2 separate regions of the Homo sapiens genome follow, and region 1 is linked to region 2. Evidence: read pairs that join two places in POLR2A ChIA-PET (ENCODE). Cell type or tissue: GM12878. All regions are shown on one strand. Links, peaks and the distances in the headings refer to the core of each region. The heading gives the core; the rest is flanking DNA.

What was found. ChIA-PET counts read pairs that join two places held together with the same protein. Peaks named below come from ENCODE experiments on the same cell type or tissue, not always from the same donor. Only the 100,000 strongest peaks of a DNase experiment are listed, where the experiment ranks them.
Region 1: POLR2A ChIA-PET joins it to region 2 with 7 read pairs; 3 of 35 experiments call an interaction of 5 or more read pairs at or near these places.

The regions. Positions count from the first base shown.
Region 1 is chr1:67,823,610-67,826,422 of GRCh38, reverse strand. The region is part of intron 1 of GNG12 (G protein subunit gamma 12); the gene reads left to right. Among named protein-coding and RNA genes, the nearest start is that of GNG12-AS1, 7.3 kb to the left of the region's middle. In GM12878, for the core only: no CTCF peak of the experiment used is centred there; no DNase peak of the experiment used is centred there.
Region 2 is chr1:67,608,369-67,611,181 of GRCh38, reverse strand. No RefSeq gene overlaps it. Among named protein-coding and RNA genes, the nearest start is that of GADD45A, 75 kb to the left of the region's middle. In GM12878, for the core only: no CTCF peak of the experiment used is centred there; DNase peaks (open chromatin) are centred at 1,032, 1,441 and 1,881.

The sequences.
Region 1 (2,813 bases), core at 181-2,680, 220 kb before region 2:
GTTATACAGGTTGTTCACTGCACAAAAGTGCCTGGGCAAGGAGGCAAATGGGAGGCTCACATCTGCTAAACAAACAAAACCACATGCATCCTGGAGTAGGATTGCCTCTGCTAGGAGAAAAGGGAACTTCTTTCTGATGCTATCAAGCCTGCAAAAGTCTAGGTGTACATGGAAGGAATGCCTTTTTTTAACACACACAAAGGCACAATATGGCTACCAGCAGCTCTGCTTCTCAAAGCCCCTGTAGCCACAGTAGTCCTCTAGATGCCATCAGCTGGCAGAGTCTGTCACTTAACCATTTGGTTTATCATGTCAGGCTTTATTGGGAAACATATAAACTTCATGAATGTCAGTGGAATGAAGGAATAAAACCATGTTTTCTGTGGTATGTCAGCAAGGTACATGTAAAAAAGTAATACTGATTATATATGCTAGGAAACAAACATTCAGTGGTACACATTGCCTATGATGAGTTTCTTTCTCTTCAATTCATTATTTCTGAGGGGTAGGTAAAGACCAGCACTTTGGGTGCTGTTGACATTGTTTATTGCTACTTAAACACCAGCATGCTCAGTATTGCCTAATACTTGCCAGGGTCACCAGCACCCGTTGTGTAGTTGGCCTGGTGCAGGGAATGGAGTAGTAGTAACTCCTGGGAACGTGGAGAGGGATTCATGTTATTTATTGACCAGCCGTAGGCCTTTTTCCTTGGGGACAGGATGCAAGTAACAGTGGTTGCAGGAGCCTTTGGAACTTACCTATGAGTAGCTGCTGCTTCTGGAAAAAGGCTTCTAGTTTAGGTTAAAAGGTGCGGAGTCTTGTTATCAAAGGTACCACAAACTCAGAGAGTTTGTCTGTGTTCCCCTTAGTACCAACTGGTACTACTTTCTTGCTTTTTTAAGTTGATCCTTTAGAAAGCCTGTAGCCAGAATCAACTTCCTTCTCCTGGCTCCTCTTCTGGGAGGCATTTGCACAGCCTGTAGGATCAGCCATGTTTAGTGAATCTAACTGCTAAGGCAGTGGTCCTGAGGATCAAGGTGCTGGTTCATACTTCGGACCTAGGCCATCTGCTGTTTTCTGGAGACAATACACCTTGTGAAAAAAACTAAAAGATGCAGAAACGTGAATGCCTTTCACATTTAACCTGGTTAAATGCAGCTATCTTCAGACATACTCAGATTCCCAAAGCAGAAAGAGCAGAAGATGACAATTCCTAAGAATTTCTTACAGAATTTCTTTAAATAGCAAATTCACCTGTTGTGTTTATAGTATGATTTGATTACACAAAATTCCAGGAGTCTCAAGTTTTCAAGGAATATCTCTGTCAAATTCAGCAGAATATTCCAGCACATGCCTTGCCCTCTTTTTTAACATAAATATTTGATGAGCAGCATGCTTTATCCAAGAGCAAATCAATGCTCCTGGCAGGCTGCCTAGAAGGTAATCCTAGTGTTCCTATCTTTGCCTCCCATTCACCTACAGTTCTCTGACTTCCTATGGCTGTAATAAATATCCGGGGGCTCAGAGCCACCCACATCCAGCAGGTAATATAACACAGGGCAGAAATTACCCTCTCCACACTCACTGTGCTTACCTCCTGAATTCTGGACTGAGATTTCTCTGACTGACTTTCACATGAGAACCTACCTGCCTAAACCCAGGTTTCTTCGACTCCTCCTCCTGAGCTGTTGAACTCCACCTTAGCTTTATCTCTTCCATGCCAATCTTGTCCTGTTCTTCACACTTCTGGGAAAATTGCTTATACAACTTCAATATTTTTGAAAATATATAATATATGATCCTCAAGAAACATTATAACCATATACAAAGGTAAACATTTTTGACAATTTCTTACAAGAATTCCCTACAAGATTTCTTTTCTTTTCTTGCTTCCTTTTTTTTTTTTTTTTTTTGAGACAGGATCTCAGTCTGTCATCCTGGCTGGAGTGCAGTGGCACAATCATGGCTCACTGCAGCATCGACTTCCCTGGCTCAGGTGATCCTCCCACCTCAGCCTCCTGAATAGCTTGGACTATAGGTGCCTGCCACCACACCTGGCAAACTTTTGTGTTTTTTGTAGAAATGGGGTTTTACCATGTTGCCCAGGCTGGTCTCGAACTCCTAGACTCAAGCAATCTGCCAGCCTCAGCCTCCCAAAGTGCTAGGATTACAGGCCTGATCCACCGTGCCCAGCCCCAGGATTTCTTTAAATAGCAAATTCACAAAAATCAAAAGTTTTCAAATTCAAAAACCTTGCTCCCATCTTATCCCCATCCATGCCTTTCCCATATTCTCTGCAAGTAGCAACTTGTAAACACAAGCAAATAAGAATATATGGTATTTTAATTCTCCCCCCTTCTCTCATTAAAGGTGGTGTATATACTCTTCTTTACCTTACCTTTTAAAATTAGTGGTATGTTTTAGACATCTGTCTCTGCAAGTATCTCTTTCTCACACACACACAGAATAACAAGTTTTCCATCATGTGGATGTACCATGGTTTATTTGACCAATCTCTACTGCTGGACCTTTGGGCTGTTTCCCAGTCTTTTGCTATTACAAACAGTGCTGTGATGAATAAAGATGTAATAAATCATTTTGCTTTGTGAAGGTGTACTTAAGGATTGATTCCCAGAAGTGGGACTGCTGAATCACAGTGCTCTGTAGTACCCCTCCGGAAAGATTGAACCATTTTGCCCTCCCATCAGGAATGTATTGGATGTCCCGGTTCCGTACAGCCAATGGCCATAAAAGTGTCAGCTCTTCTTATTTTTGCTAAGCTGGTTTCTGCACAACGGTAATTTAGAGCCATT
Region 2 (2,813 bases), core at 258-2,757:
TCATATTGCATTAGGCCCACCCTAACAAACATATCTTATGATATGCAAAGACCGCTTTTCCATGTTAGGTCGTACTCACGGGTACCAGGTTTAGGACTTTCATATCTTTTTGGGGGACACAATTCAACCCAAACAGCCACGTGGTATTGCACAAAGTGCTTAGTCTTTTAGCCCCAAGGACCTGTCTAAAACAGGATGAAGGTTATCCCTGGTGCAAGGACTGGCATAAAGTCAGTGCCTAACACACATCAGTGGTACTACTGTGCGTACAGACGACCGTCTATAGAAGCCAAGCCCTGGCATAACTTCTAATTCAGGAACGTAGACAGAGGGACCGCTGACAGGTCCCCAGTTTACTGCTTTTCCCCACCCCCAACCCCAGTGCCTAAAGTCTTAGGGGCTTGGTAAATATTTTCTGTAGTTTATGACTCTGTAACTTGACCTAATTTTTACTTGAAGCCACTATACTCCCAGGGTAACAGAAACTGAAATGTCATCAATTTGAGGTTTCTGTCACCTCTTTCCTGGGATTGTGGCTAAATCTCAGTGAGTCATGTCATGCCAGGACTCGGGGCAGAGGCACGGGAGCTGGTTCTTAGTTCACTGGTCCACCTAGGCTTCTGATGAGACTCCCAGTATCCCGCTGGTCCTAAGGCAGCAGTGCCCACAGGCATTGTTCCTGTCCCAACAGCCCCTGAGGTCTGGCAGGGCCGTCTATCATCTCTATGCCTCACAAGGGCAGAGGATCCTTCTGCTCCCTCCATGCCAGGCTGGAGCAAGGGACTCCTCTGGGTCTGCAGCCACTCCCTCATGGGGTCTTCCTGCTTTCCCCCAGGGTTCTTCCCAGGAAAGAGGTAGAGCACTCCTGCCCCGGGGTTCCCAAAGCTTTCTGGGGGACCTGCAGTGCCTGGGGACTCCCCGTGTTAGACTGGCCCAAGCTACCCTCATTAACTTCGCCCTCTACCTCCTCAAACCCAGCTAGATGGGGGTAATCTTTTGTCTCTCTTTACGGTTTTTCCCCAGACATTTTGGAGATACCCTAATCCTCTTTGTTCCATTGAGCAAAGTTTTAGAAAGCAAAACAGAAAGACGGAGGGGGCGGGCACTATTTGTGCCTTCTTTCCTGACACCCCCTCCACTGAAGTGTGGACTCAGACCAGCATATTGCATTACGAGGAAAACACCAGGGGAAATAAGTTAACATTTAAAAAATATTACCTCAGCTTGTTTTGGTGCATAAATAAATAAATAAATGATAGTGGCCCAAGGCACTTGGGGACGGATCCTGAGCCAGCTTCATGAAAATCCTCGCTTCTGAGGTCCCACCTTCCAGTGGGAGGGCCCAGAGCCCCCACACCTTTTCCACCCAGAAGTCAGAGCTCAGGCTGTGGTTTCTATGGTGTCCAAGTGGCCACCTGCCCCAAGTGGAATCACTAATTTCTTCTGCTGGGCTCCCAAGCGTGGCTGCAGTGCTAATGAGCATCTACCCATGCTGCCTGGTATTATTACAGTTAATATTCTACAGAATATTCTACCAGCTCTTCCCCCAACCTATGCAGCTAAGGGAAAGCCCTGTCACTTACTACCTGGGTGATTTTTCTTTCCTCTCATTTTCCTCATAGGTAAAATGAGGATAAGGACCCCCACCTGCTGGGTTGCTGCAAGGGTTAGGTAACACAGCCTCAATAAAGCCCCAAGCCATGGCCCAACAGGTGGTGGGTGTTGTGAATAGAATAGCTGGGGCTGGGGCCTGCTTGGGTAGACTCTCCTTGGCCTCACTTGCACAGGCCAGGGGGTGGGCCATCATGCTAACGAGGCTGCTGCAGCAGAAGGGCCTCAGCCTGTGGACTTCACCCAACAGAAGGGCGATCACTAAAACCCACTCATGCCTTAAACCAGCCCAGGTTAAGGTCACAGTGACCCATTCAATAACTAAGCTCTCATGGAACGTCAGCTATGAGCCAGGTGTTTTCATGCATCTGACATAGGGCTACATGGGGTGCTGGGGGAGGCAGATACGGACAGAGGAACAGGATAATAATGTAAAGAGCTAAAAACAACTGGGCTCAATGTGTTATGGGATCGCAGAAGAACACTGCTTGTTTACTTGTGGTCATTCATTTAATCATACCACCTTCATATCCACCTGTTTTTCCAGAAAGGAAGTAAGGAGGCCTGGGAGAAATAAGGAATTCTACCCTATCAGTCATCTGGGAGTCTGGCCCTAAAGGCTGTCACTAAGCATATCAGGAGGACAGAGATTGTCCAGGCTCAGGGGACAGCAGGGACAAGAGCATGGATGTGTGGACACACCAGCCTGAGATGCTGCTTTTCCCAGGCAGGAAGCGAGTGCTGGTCGCCAGATGTCCCCGGGTCTTACTCCCTCACCGCACCTCTTTCAGTTTCCTGTTCAGATGTCCCTTTCTCAGCAAGGCCTTCCGCAATCACCAGTGGTACGCCAGGGCTGGCTAGTCCCAGTTCACAAGAGCTGATGGTTAAATTTCCAGGAAATTTGCCAGCTGGTTAGTAAACACAGACATTAGCGAAAACTAAATTATGTGAATTTATAACTAAATAAATTGTATTAGCAGCCCAGATTTTTCAAATACTCGAAACTCATCACCGTCTAATTATTTTACATTTTACTATTACCTATACTTGAGGTTATTTAAATCTATTGCATCCATATGGTAGGTATACTACACAATACTGTGCTAATGTGCACTCCCAATTTCCCGTTTAATGATGTTGAATTCATAGTTTTAAATAAGCCAGGCATTGTGATGTGTACTTAGAGTCCCAGCCGAGGTAGA